2 separate regions of the Homo sapiens genome follow, and region 2 is linked to region 1. The links are chromatin contacts, found by Hi-C or POLR2A ChIA-PET in ENCODE. All regions are on one chromosome and are shown on one strand. The core of a region is the stretch at or near the end of the contact, and the rest is flanking DNA. Distances in the headings are between cores, read along the strand shown. Region 1 holds the start of NCBP2 (nuclear cap binding protein subunit 2). Region 2 holds the start of SLC51A (solute carrier family 51 member A).

The links. Hi-C counts contacts between places; a loop is a spot of excess contacts on that map. ChIA-PET counts read pairs that join two places held with the same protein, here RNA polymerase II (POLR2A). Pooled maps may share reads with other maps.
Region 2: a loop to region 1 is called in a pooled map, with 14 times the contacts of the local background. The contact joins the promoter of SLC51A here to the promoter of NCBP2 in region 1. A Hi-C loop is called at or near these places in 9 of 50 pooled maps. POLR2A ChIA-PET finds 5 or more read pairs at or near these places in 2 of 52 experiments (CD4-positive, alpha-beta T cell and PC-9).

The regions. Positions count from the first base shown.
Region 1 is chr3:196,937,471-196,943,832 of GRCh38, reverse strand. NCBP2 (nuclear cap binding protein subunit 2) reads left to right here and starts at 1,305. Exons shown (of 4, transcript NM_007362.5): 1 at 1,305-1,407; 2 at 4,401-4,582; 3 at 6,185-6,323. The coding sequence starts at 1,330. NCBP2AS2 (NCBP2 antisense 2 (head to head)) reads right to left here and starts at 1,159. Exons shown (of 1, transcript NM_001355243.2): 1 at 290-1,159. The coding sequence starts at 1,116. The coding sequence ends at 817. NCBP2-AS1 (NCBP2 antisense RNA 1) reads right to left here and starts at 3,956. Exons shown (of 3, transcript NR_046630.1): 1 at 3,706-3,956; 2 at 2,691-2,859; 3 at 1,299-1,440. RefSeq lists enhancers at 702-861, 626-1,299, 1,082-1,381, 1,432-1,571, 1,602-1,841 and 1 more.
Region 2 is chr3:196,215,284-196,222,096 of GRCh38, reverse strand. SLC51A (solute carrier family 51 member A) reads right to left here and starts at 5,563. Exons shown (of 9, transcript NM_152672.6): 1 at 5,347-5,563; 2 at 4,161-4,255. The coding sequence starts at 5,384. LOC105374304 (a long non-coding RNA gene) reads left to right here and starts at 1,706. Exons shown (of 4, transcript XR_001740544.2): 1 at 1,706-2,739; 2 at 3,338-3,433. RefSeq lists enhancers at 2,452-2,631, 2,712-2,861 and a silencer at 2,505-2,799.

The sequences.
Region 1 (6,362 bases), core at 56-2,555:
AGAGCTGTGTTAAGGACTTAGGCCCTGGAGTCAAATGCCTCTGCTCACATCCCACTCTGCAAGACTTTGGGCAACTTAAGCAGCAGCCTCTGTTTCCATCGCAGTGGCTCTTGCCTATAATCCCAGCACTTTGGGAGGCTGAGGCGGGAGGATCACTTGCGCCCAAGAGTTCGAGACCACCCCATCTCTACAAAAAAATCCAAAAAGTAATCTGCTTCCTCATGTGAATGTCGTTGTAAGGAGTGAGATAACACATAGAGTGCAATGAGCAAGTCCCAGCACAGAAGACTCATTTCATAAAATACGTGTTTATTATTACCATAGGCCTACAGTCCCCGGTATTCTTAACACATCTTGCCTGAGAAGTATCACACTCATGCCTATCAACCAGCTCACACATTTAATCAAAGGAATTTGGCAGCTGTAGGGTTGTCTTTTCATCCATATCGTCCCTGGAATTAACTGTCCTGCTATACCAGTCAGATTGAGCAGCATCTGTCAAGAGTTTCAGTCCCACTTGCAGAGGAAAGGCTCTCTGGCTTCGGTCCGTGGCTCTCCGTAGGTGCCGTGTCTGGACCCAGCCTACCTTCATCTCTGTTAGGCTTAGGGCTGTCTCCACACTGTGTCTTGTCCAATCACAAGACTTCAACGGAGCGGGCGGTCTGGCCTAGGCTCTTATGCGTGGGATGTCTGCAGGCCAACAATCCCAGTCGGGATTCGAAGCCGCGCGCAGTGCCCGGAATGACCCCTCCACATTGATGCCACTGTAGAGCCCGGAAGGAAAAGCAAGCGGCCTCGGCCCCGCACAGCCCAGGATTAAATGTTTGCGCCAGGGCCCCTCTGGCTACCTGGTGGTGGCCCCGAGCGGCCTCGGAGGCCGCGGCGTAGCTCCTGGGTGAAGGCGTCTCTAAATCGCTCAGCGCGGCGGCACAGGGAGCCCACGGGCCCAGCCGCGAGGTCCTGCAGGCGGCGGGCCGCGTCCTGGCCCCGCAGCTGGGCCTGCAGCAGTGCGAAGGCCGTGAGCTGCGCCGCACGTCGGATAGGCCGCGACTCTGACAGACGTTCCACCAGCTGCGGGCTGTGCAGCAGGGCGGCCAGCAGCCGCCGCAGCACCATCTTCTCCAAGCGCCCGGAACCCGACCTCGCCGCCCTCGTCTTCCGCCCCGCGGCGCCCGACCCGGACGTCTATGCCCCCGCGCAGCTTGATGACGACACGCCGCCCTCGGATTGGGTCCAATGAGATGCTCGCCTCCGCGCGTTTCCGCTTCCGCCATCGCGGACGCAGCCTCGTGCCGGGAGTCGCCGCATTGTGGTCCGCTTCTCTGCACTATGTCGGGTGGCCTCCTGAAGGCGCTGCGCAGCGACTCCTACGTGGAGCTGAGCCAGTACCGGGACCAGCACTTCCGGGTGAGGGAGGCCGGGCCGCGAGACGGGAAGGCCCTGGGCAAGAACGCTGAGAAACGGTTTGCTCTTGTCTCATTGTGTCGCCTCCCATTCAGCTGAAATCCGCAAACGCCAAGTGGGGCCCCGGTGCCTGCTGGCGAGGCAGGGAATGGGTGCTGGAAGGGCGCTTGGATATCACTGAAGCCACTTGCTCTGGAAGACGGGGAACTGGAGGCTCGCTTATCCCATTCGCTCGCAGCCGCTCCCTGTACCCCAGCCAGTGCCGAGAGGTTTGAGCGGTGGTGGTGGTGGCGGCTCCCGTTTCCACGGTTGTGCCTCCGCAGACGACTACGTAGCAAGGGGGAGGGGTGCCCTTCTCTCTCCCAGAGTAGGCAGAGGCGCCTTCCTGATGCAGATGCGGGGCTTTTTGCTTTGTTTTTTAAATCGGCGAAGCAGTGCCCTTCGGCGATTCGGGCCCCTTCTCTGGGAGGATGGTGTTACGGAAGCTGTACGCGGTGCGTGGGAGACACAAGTGGAGTCCTCACTCCGCCCTCGGGGAAGCTTCGGAGTGGGGAGGTGGACCCGCCAAGCTCGGCACTTTGAGGGTGTTCGGATGTAAAGATCGGAGAATTGCTGGATTTCAGAAGAGGGAAATTTTTAGTCCGGACTATATCACAGTATATTTTGTGGAAAAAGGGGAGGCAGCAGATATTCAAAGTAGACTTTTCAGTATCAGCGGAGGTAGGGATGGAATACGGTTGGGGGTTGGCGGGGCGGGACTCATTAACCCAATTATTTAGTAAACGTTTATCGAGTGCTGTCGCCAAATCCTTGTGCTAAACCCTAGAGGGAGAGGGAAGACAGTTTCTGCGCTCTGCGAGCTCATAATCCCCTGTAGTGAGGATTCAGAAAAGGGAAAAATCCCCTTGTGACTGGGAAAGGAAGGGGCGCATATAGCAGAGGGTAAGTGTGGAGAATGTGTGAAATGTGTTACTAGAGTAGGGAAAGGGAAATTTTGTTTGACGCTAAATTAGGGAAGCTCTTAGATTTATTTAGTCAAGGCTGGGAACGGTGGCTCACGCCTGTAATCCCAGCACTTTGGGAGGCTGAGGCGGGTGGATCACGAGGTTAGGAGTTCAAGACTAGCCTGGCCAAGATGGTGAAACCCCGTCTTACTAAAAATACAAAAATTAGGCGGGCGTGGTGGCAGGCGCTTGTAATCCCAGCTATTCGGGAGGCTGAGGCAGGAGAATCGCTTGAACCGGGGAGGTGGAGGTTGCTGTGAGATCGCGCCACTGCACTCCAGCCTGGGCAACAGAGCGATATTCCTTCTCAAAAAAAAAAAATTTATTCAGTTAATGTATTTTATTTTTTGAGACAGAGTCTCGCTTTATTGCCTAGGCTGAAGTGCAGTGGCGCAATCACGGCTCACGCAGCCTCAACCTCCTGAGCCTAAGTGATCCTACCCACCTCAGCCTCCTGAGAAGCTGGGACCACAGGCTCGCGCCACCACATCCAGCTAATTTTTTGTAGAGACAGGGTCTCCCTGTGTTGCTCAGGCCAGTCTCGAACTCTGGGACTCAAGCGATCCACCTGCCTGGGGCTTCCCAAAGTGCTGGGATGCCTAAGTGCCAGGCATGATTTGCACTTCTACCACTTTTAGTTACTACTTTAGACAGTTCCACATCCTGACCATTTTGAACTTAAAGCATCCTGTGAGATGAAAACTGGAACCTTCTGACTTTGTCTATTATTCATCTCCTCAGTCTAAACCTGTAGCTTTTTTTAGATGCTAATGCCATACTGTCATGTGGAATTTCTAGCATTCTGTGAATGGAATCCATATTAATATACTTTAAGCACTTACACCACAGTTATCTTAAACTGTAGGCTATTTATTTGGATCTTACTTACATGTGTGAGAAAAGTAGAAAAAGAAGATGCCTCCTTTCCATGTTCACAAATCAGTAACAGCAGTAAAATGAAAGGAATTTACTTTCTCTAATGTCTCACTCCAAAGTTCCGAAAACCTCTTTTTAACATACAATGACTATTGTCCTGTGGACTTTTTTTTTTTGAGATAGAGTTTCACTCTTGTTGTCCAGGCTCAAGTGCAGTGGTGCAATCTCAGCTCCCTGCAACCTCCACCTCCCAGGTTCAAGCGATTCTCCTGCTTCAGCCTCCCGAGTAGCTGGGATTACAGGCGCCCGCTGCTACCATGCCCAGCTAATTTTTGTATTTTTAGTAGAGACAGGGTTTCATTCACTATGTTAGCCAGGCTGGTCTCAAACTCTTGACCTCAGGCGATCCACTCGCCTCAGCCTCCCAAAGTGCTGGGATTACAGGCATGAGCCACCGCGCCTGACCCCGATGAGCCATTTTGGACCCAGGGCTTTGTCTGTCAGGTGTGTTGGATGAAGCCCAGTTATATGCTTAAGTCTCTGGCTTCATCCTGTCATCCCAATTTGGAAGCCCATTAAGAAAGTGAGCTCTGTTTTGTTTTTAGTGATCACTACATTTTCCCCTAAACTCAGAGAAAGATCTATGAGCACGTAAAGCATCAAGGTTGTGGCTTTCAACAGTCTCTAGGGGGTTATTAAAGAGGAACTCTCTCTCTCTCTGAAAACCCACTTATTTTTCACTACGAAGGATAAAAGGGCCCTTTGTCATATATTGGGTCAAGGTCCAGAGTCTACACTTGGGTTTAAAGGATGCACTGCTGAGGATATGGTGTGTGCAGGGAAAAGGGAAGCCGCTTGCGTGGCAGTCGGGCGTAGAAGTGACTTTGTTGTATGTGGTATAACTTTTGAGCCCTGTCTCTACTAAGAGTCTGGACTTCGCATAAGTGCTTCACAGAAGGTCGACATCCCCCTTTTTGGGCAAGGGATTTCTGGTAGGCTGGGATGAGAGAAGTTGATTTCCAAACCAGAATTAATGAATGTCTCTACCGTACTTAGAAATACTATTTAAGCAAGGCTCTGAAGTTGCTTAACTTTTGTCTCTATTTGAAATTCTAGGGTGACAATGAAGAACAAGAAAAATTACTGAAGAAAAGCTGTACGTTATATGTTGGAAATCTTTCTTTTTACACAACTGAAGAACAAATCTATGAACTCTTCAGCAAAAGTGGTGACATAAAGAAAATCATTATGGGTCTGGATAAAATGAAGAAAACAGCATGTGGATTCTGTTTTGTGGAGTATCCTTCCCATGGATCTAATGTAGCTGCTGAACCAGGGTAGAGCTGAGAGTGGTAGCTCATAAGCGTCCCTGCACTCGTCCCTACGTTTTCCTTCATCTCCCTCCTACTTTCCACCCAGTGTGTCTCTGCCCTTATACTGTAAAGCTGATACTATTTATATTCTCTTCTGAAATCCATGCTTTATGGTTCTTTAACAAAAAGTTTTTCAAGAATGTTTGCCCTTCACGTAAAAAAAAAAAAATTCCAAAGAATGTAGTGAAAATATAAAAATCTCGTACTGTTCTAAACCCCTAATGCCCTTTGCCAGAGGCAGTCAGTTACCAGTTTCTTGGGCGTCTTTCAAGAAGTAACCCTGTGGGTGTGCGGTAGTGTATTTCATGTGCTGTTTTTAAAATCATTTTTTTATTTTTTATTGTTCCATTTCAGCATATGTAGGTCTTTTTTTAAAATAGCTGTACAGCTGGGCATGGTGGCTGGTGTTTGTAGTGCCAGCTGCTCAGGAAGCTGAGGCAGGAGGATCAGTTGAGCCCAAGATTTCAAGGCTGCACTGAGTTGTGACTGTGTTCCAGCGGGGGTGACGGGTTAAGACCCCATCTTTAAAGAAAAAAACTTTTAAGTAAATAGCTGTATAGTATTTCATTATATAGATGTATATAACCTGACTGTATAGGTACAAACCAAAACTATTTACTTTGATCATTTAATTCCCTTACTCAGACTCTTTTAAGTATTGGACCTCTTGGATTTATCCTATGTTCTTTTTACTGTATGTTTTGGTCATTCAATTTAATATTCTGAGAAATTTTGCAGGCCCAATTTAATATATCTTTTGAATTTTTTCCTGTGCCCTGAATTATGTTTGTTTCGGTTGAAATTTTTCCTTAAGTGTCTGGTGATCCCTGGATTTCTGCTCATAATTAAGGAAAAGAATGCTGACTCACTGGACCCAGGCAGGGCTTCTCTCCCAGATTGCAGGCTTGCCTCGGGGATACACAGGTTTCCCAAATGCTAGAATGAAAAGAGATTTTATTTTGGCTTGCTAACATCAAAGATACTAGTTTCTCCAGATGGTTTATTCAGAACACTGTTGTCTTATTTTTATTTGTCTGAGATTAAATGTCTTCCCCTTTAATTAAAGGGAGGTCTCTGATGAAGTAGGTTTGGGAACTGCTACCTTGGTGACAGCTTGAGTCTTTCCTTTAGTGAAGTGCAGCACAATTCCACGTGCACGGTGACCTTCTCTTGATTAGGGTGCCTTGGAATGTACAGAACCTAACTTGAATATACAGCACTGGTTTCTTGGATAAGAAGTGTACAGTGATCTAAACTTGCAAACCAAAATACAGAGATGATGGGACCAAAAATTATCAACAGGAATGTCCAAGAAATATGATCAGTGTAGCCATGGATACGTGTCATATTTGACTCTATGTGCTTCCAAACCAATCGCAAACAGGCCTGGGCAAGCTGAATTACTGTCTTTGAACTCCATCTGGTTGGATTAGCTCTTGTACTTTTTAACAACTCAGCTTCATTTACATGTTGTTCCCCTATTTCCAGAAATGTTTGGAAAAATGCTAGTGTTCCTTAATACTTAAGATATTACTCACGCGCAGATGCGGAAAACGCCATGCGGTACATAAATGGGACGCGTCTGGATGACCGAATCATTCGCACAGACTGGGACGCAGGCTTTAAGGAGGGCAGGCAATACGGCCGTGGGCGATCTGGGGGCCAGGTATGCAAGAAGGGTCTCTGGGCTCAGCCATTGCCTGGG
Region 2 (6,813 bases), core at 4,314-6,813, 730 kb after region 1:
TTGCATATTTGCTTCCAGTAGCTTAGGAGCACAGTGTAGAGCACTGGAGTCAGACACTTGAGTTCAAAGCAAAATGCCAGGCCGGGCGGGGGGGCTCACGCCTGTCATCCCAGCACATTGGGAGGCCGAGGCGGGCGGATCACGAGGTCAGGAGATCGAGACCATCCTGACTAACACGGTGAAACCCCGTCTCTACTAAAAAATATACAAAAAATTAGCCGGGTGTGGTGGCGGGCGCCTGTAGTCCCAGCTACTCGGGAGGCTGAGGCAGGAGAATGGCGTGAACCTGGGAGGCGGAGCTTGTAGTGAGCTGAGATCACACCACTGCACTCCAGCCTGGGGGACAGAGCGAGACTCTGTCTCTTAAAAAAAAAAAACAAAAAACCAAACCAAACAAACAAACAAACAAAAACAAAGTAAAATGCCACTTACTAATAGCTCTATGGCCATAGACAGGTTACTTATCCTCTCCTTAAGCTTCTTAGCAAAGCACCTGGCGTGTAGTATTTGTTCAATAAAAAGTAGCTTTAAGGCCGGGCGCAGTGATTCACGCCTGTAATCCCAGCCCTTCAGGAGGCCGAGGCAGGAGGATCGCTTGAGCTGGAGCGTTTGAGATCAGCCTGGGCAACGAAGTCAGACTCTGTCTCTACAAAAATTGAAAGTTAGCCCAGGCATGGTGGTGTGTGCCTGCAGTCCCAGCTACTCGAGAGGATGAGGTGGGAGGATCACTTGAGCCCAGAGCTCGAGCTGCCGTGAGCCGTGATTTTAAAATTAAAAAAAAAAAATTGATTCAATCATTCTTCTAGAATAATAGCTTTTTTTTCTCTCTCTCTTTTTTTTAAATTGAGACAGGGTTTCGGTCTGTTGCCCAGGCTGAGGCTGGTGGTGCAATCATAGCTCACTGCAACCTCGACCTCCTGGGGTTGCAGCATGGGCCACCGTGACTGGCCTGAAATAGTTTTCTTAGCATTTAATTTTAAGTTCGAGACCAGCCTGGGCAACATGGAGAAACTCCACCTCTACAAAAAAATACAAAAATTAGCTGGGCTTGGTGGCATGTGCCTGTGGTCCCCAGCTACTAGGGAGGCTGAGGTGGGAGGATCACCTGAGCCCAGCAGGTGGAGGGTTGGGGTAAGCCGAGATCGCACCACTGCACTCCAGCCTGAGTGACACAGTGAGACCCTGTCTCAAAAAAAAAAAAAAAAAGAAAAATTAAGGAACAACAAAGTTTACAAATGAAGCGAGGAAGGAGTTTCGCCACAGCCTCCCAGAGGCACTTCTTCCTGCTTCTCCTATTTCTGGCTGTGCCGTCACCATTGCCCAGAACCAGCACTTACACGCCTAGGTCTTTCCTAGATTGCCTGCTCTTTCTTTGAACTGCCTGTTTCCCAACCCTTCCTCTTCTTTCCCTGCCACTGCCCTGCCTCAGACTCTTTTCCCGCATGGCAGGCCGGGGCAACGACCTCTCATTTACATCCCTGCCTATTTTTTGCTGTTGTTGAGACGGAGTCTTGTTCTGTCACCCAGGCTGGAGTGCAATGGTGAGATCTCGGCTCACTGCAACCTCTGCCTCCCGGGTTCAAGCGATTCTCCTGCCTCAGCCTCCTGAGTAGCTGGGATTACAGGCACGCGCCACCACACCTGGCTAATTTTTGTATTTTCAGTAGAGACAGGATTTCACCACATTGGCCAGGCTGATCTTGAACTCTTGACCGCAGATGATCCGCCTGCCTCGGCCTCCCAAAGTGCTGGGATTACAGGCATGAGCCACGGTGTCCGGCCGCATCCCTGCTTCTTAAGCCTCTTCCTCTGCAGTCCATCCTGATTACTAACGAATGGCCGAGAAGCACGACTTTCATCCAGCCACTCCCAGCCTCAGAGCCTTCACGAGCTCCTTCTCGCTGCGGGATAAAGCACAGCTCCTCCGCCAGCCCGGCGCGCAGCGGGCCTCACCTCTCCTGCCCGGCCCTCTCAATTGTCCCCTGCTCTTCCACCAGGATCCTTGAATCCTGCCAGACCTCGCTCCCCTGGGCCTGGGGCGTCCCCGAACTCATCCTCGCAGCTTCCCTGTCCCAGGAGGGCCCGCTGGCCAAATCCTCCCCACTCTGCCTGCGGCGAGGCTTGCTGGACTAGCAGACTCAGAATGGCCTGTTCTGAACAGCCTTGGGGTTTCCGTTTGCACATTCTGAAGCAAAGCAATGTGAGAACCGTTTTCATTGCGTGAGGCAAGGTTTCTCAACCTGAGCACTATTGACACTTTGGCCTGAATAATCTTTTCTGTGGGGGCTCTTCCCGTGCCCTGTAGGAAGTTTAGCAGCTTTCCTGGCCTCTGACCACGAGATGCCAGTAGCACCTTCCAGTGTGGCAACCGGAAGTCTCCCGACACTGCCAAATATTCCCTGGGGGGACAGCTGCTGTGTAAGGGAAGGCTTGTACCACCAGCTGCACTCTCTCAACAGGAGGTTCACTGGAACTAGATGTAGCAGCCACCTACTGCCACTAACCACAGAGTGGCCACCAGGCATCTCCGGACACTGGCAGTTGGCAACCGCTCTGGTTCAGATCATCTGAAATGAAGCCCTACACAGCCCAAGGACACGCCCACGTCTGCAACAGAACGCACACTGAGAGCTTCCTGTTGCCTGGGAAACGTGTTAAATGTGCTACAGAGACACAGACTTGTATCCAACATTTCAGAGGTAGTCAGTATGCAGCAGGAAAACAAAATAAAACGCAGGCGTGAGTCACATTTTCTCTAAGCATGCTCGGGCCGTGATTCTCAATGTTTTTGGTGTCCGGGGAATAAGCTGAGCCCCATCCTATGCCTTTCACTTTCTTTTTCTTTTCCTTTTTTTTCTTTTATTTTTGAGACGGAGTCTCACTCACTCTGTTGCCCAGGCTGCAGTGCAGTGGCGTGATCTCGGCTCACTGCAACCTCCGCCTCCCGAGTTCAAGCAACTCTCCTGCCTCAGCCTCCCGAGTAGCTGGGATTACAGGTGCCCGCCACCACGCCTGGCTAATTTTTGTATTTTCAGTAGAGACGGGGTTTCACCATGTTGGCCAGGCTGGTCTCCAACTTCTGGCTTCAAGTGATCCACCTGCCTCGGCCTCCCAAAGTGCAGGGATTACAGGCGTGAGCCACCGCTCCCAGCCAATGCCTTTCACTTTCAAAAGTAATTCAGTAATAGAATCTTGTTGGCCAACACTGCGAGGACTTTTGCAGGTTCACCTATGTTTTTTTTTTTTTAATTACTGTTTTATTTGGAAAAAGTGCTTCTTGCAAAAGGGAAGCTGCAAAACAGAGACCTCTGCAACAATTACTTGTTTTTTCTTAAAGTGAAAGAATGGGTGGGATCCAAGGAATCAAAGCAGTAGATGGACGACCAGGAGCACCCCAAGTTATCTTCAGGAAACAGAGCGACAAAACGCAAAGGTAAAATTTCCAGTCAAGGAATTCTTCCAACAGCTGAACTTGAGCTGGCCTCGGGGATCCCCACACCCTCCCCTTCAGTGGACAATTATGACTTATTATTGCAAACAAATTACTCCACTACAATAAACACTGTAGAACAGGTTTTTGAATCCCATCTGTCCACCTGAGAGCTCAGGGGTGGAATGAGGCAAATACCCACAAACACACACACAAAAACCCGACAACAGAATGCTCCAGTGAGGACAAAGGTTTTTCAGAAAGGCTGGATCGTAAAACAAATACAACTGGTTCACCTGTGTGAAGCACGTCACTCACCGTAACCACCCTCTAGAGTGACATGGGTCCAGGGCGGATGCCGTGCAGCCCTCCAGGAGACCCGATGGGGCTTGGACCACTTGGGCACCATCTTGGGTCCCCAGATGGCTCTGGGGTCTGAAAAAGCGCCCCAGGTCGCAGTGTCCGCAGTTTGAATGAGCTTTGAGGCCAGTTTTGTGGAGGCCCAACATGACGGTTGCTCTCCGGAGCCAGGCTCTCATGCTACCCTTTTGACCCACTGACTCCTTGAGGCATTGCCCTTCTCCAGAGCCTTAACCACGATGACAGACACCGGGCCAGTTATTCTCCCCGGCTGCCCAGGTGCACCAGCTCAGGGCCGCCTCTCCCCAGCTCCACTCAGCTATCCTGGTTTCCCTCCTCTCAGTTCCCTCTGAGGAGGGTCCCCACTCACCTCTCAGGAGTTGGGCTGCTGTGGGAGGCTGAGAGAAGCAGGCGGAGGGGATGCCGTAATTGGTCTTCAGCACCTCCAGAAGATCTGCTGTGTACCTGGCGAGACACCAGCCTGTGCTCAGAACCATGGGGGCTGGGGGAAGGGGGAGGGTTGCACACTGGACCCTCAACCACTCCTGAGTGCAGGACTTTGTCCATTTCCCCTCAGGGCCTCTTTCTCTCTCTTTCTTTCTTTCCTTCCTTCCTTCCTTTCACTCTCTCTTTCTCTTTCTCTCTCCCTTCCCCTTCCCCTTCTCCTTCCTTCCTTCCTTCTGCTCTCTCTTTCTCTTTCTCTCTTCCTTCCCCTTCTCTTTCCTTCCTTCCTTCCTTCCTTTTTCTTTCTTTTTTTTTCTTTTTGAGACAGGGTCTTGCTCTGTTGTCCAGGCTGGAGTGCAGTGGTCTGTCTTGGCTCATACAGGCAGCCTTGACCTCCTGGGCTCAAGTGATCTACTCAACCCCCATCCCCATGAGTAAGCTGGGACTACAGGTGCACGCCACCAGGCCCGGCTAATTTTTTATATTTTTGGTAGAGACAGGATTTCGCCATGTTGCTCAGACACTGGTCTCGAACTCCAGGACTCAAACTGGAACTGGGCTTAAACTCCTGGACTCCCGCCTCAGCCTCCCAAAGTGCTGGGATTACAGGCGCCCGGCCTCAGGGCCCTTTTCTTAGAGGGAGTGGAGAACTGGCCCAGGTGGGGGAGTAAGACAAGCTGCCACCTAGCCAGGCTGTGCCTGGCTGCCGTGCCTGAAGAGCCCACCGTGGATTCTCTCCATGCGGGTCGGGCAGCAGCCCAGGGACTGACCAGAGAGGAAGAGCAGGATCCCAGAGGAAGGGTGAGTCCTTACAGACGGACGGGCCCCCTGCTGCTGAGGGATGCTGCCATTTCCTCTGCGAATGCCTTCCACAGCCCCCGCTCTGCGACCTTTCTCTCCCCACGCTGGGGGGCAAGGCCGAGGCCCTGGAGTGTCACACCCTGGCCCAAACCCACGTTGTCCCTGAGGACCTAGGAACAGCTAGAGCATTTCCAGTCCTGTCTCATTCTGAGTGCGGCCGCCAAAGGGCTCTGGGAGGGAGAGAGGACAGGCCGCGGGATAGGGGCCACCGCTGCCCAGCGACTGGCCCAGGGCCCGCCGCCCTCACTTACCTGGGGTCAAGCTTTATCTGGGTCCTGCCCGGCTCCATCGCCGCGTTCTCTCCAGCAATCCCGCAGGCACCGGGGTGAGGAAGGGCAGGCGGGGCGGGCAGGTGGGGGCCGGGGGCAGGGTGGCTTGCCTGGGCCGGGGTGGGGGGCAAGCAGAATTGCAGAGTCTTCCCCTCTGCCGCTCTCCCTCCTTGAGCTTCCCGGGCCAACTTTCTATCTCAGAGTTCACCCCGGAGGAATTTGATCCTCTAGGCTGGCGGAGTTCCCTGTGCCTGACTCGTCCCTGCCCCCAGGTGTGGTCCCTCCCACCTCTTGGACAGGTGCCTTTGGCCACCCCTTGCCTCTGGCCCGGCCCATCCTATAGGATTTTGCTGCCAGTCTGCCCTGCCCTTCCAGGAGCCTTCTGGGGTGGGGTGGGCTCACCACGAAGCCCCTGCCCTGGGCCGGGGTGGGGACGAAGTCCTCGCTCCTCACCGCAGTGTTCCCTGGTCAGCGGCCCCTGAAGAACCTGCTGGAACTCAGGCTTGGGCACTCTGCAGCGGGGAGACTCAGGGCTGAGGCCTCGGCCGTGTTTGGTGCTGTCAGCCTGATGTGTGGAAGGGAGGACAGGCTGGAAAAGCCAGATGAGGCCGGTGTGGGTTTCCCAGACCCCAGTTCATCACATCTGGATGATGGGCTTAGCCACCCCCACGCTGGGCCGGAAGATGCTGTATTTAAGAGGCAGAGTTGCAGAGTGAGATTGCTGGGCATTTGACAGGTCTTGAAAACCTGCTGAATTACAGGCTTGCAAACGATTTTATTGGCTGATAGCTTCCCTTTTCTCTCTCTCCACATAGACTGAAATCTCTTCGAAGCCAGACACAGCATCTTGTACTGTGGTACGGTGGTACCTCTAGGTTCCTGGCACGCAGCCTGACACATACGAAGGGCCCCTTAGAATTTGGTTGCATAGCTGATGAAAGCAGCCAGCGTCTGTCAGCATGTCTGGTGTGCCAGGGCCCGCAGGACATGCAGTGTGTTCCTTAGCTTATTTAAACTTTACCACCGCGTTACAAGGGAAGTAGTATCCTTATTCCCATTTTACAGATAAGGAGGCTGAGGTCCAGAGAGGCTAAGAAACCAGGTCAGACAGAAAGCTGTGGGGTGTGGAGAGCGGCCAAAGGGGCCTGGGGGAGGGGCTCTGTTGGGGCATGGTGGAGATGGAGGTAGTGAGAAGAGGGCCCAGGAGAGGGTGCAGAGGGTCAATTCTGGGAAGGGAGAGGGGGCTTCCTGCGCTGGGCTGGTGAGGCCATACAAGCAGTGGAAGCAGTCCCTGATGGGGTACCCGGAGGACTCCCCACTCCTGTGCCCAGACACCTCAAAGTCTCTCCCAAGAGTCAAGCTGCATCCCCCTCCAGCTTCCCCTCCTCCTAAAGTCCAGTTCCTGGGACAGGACAATGTCGTGAGGCAGGCGTCTCAGGGGCCAGCTGC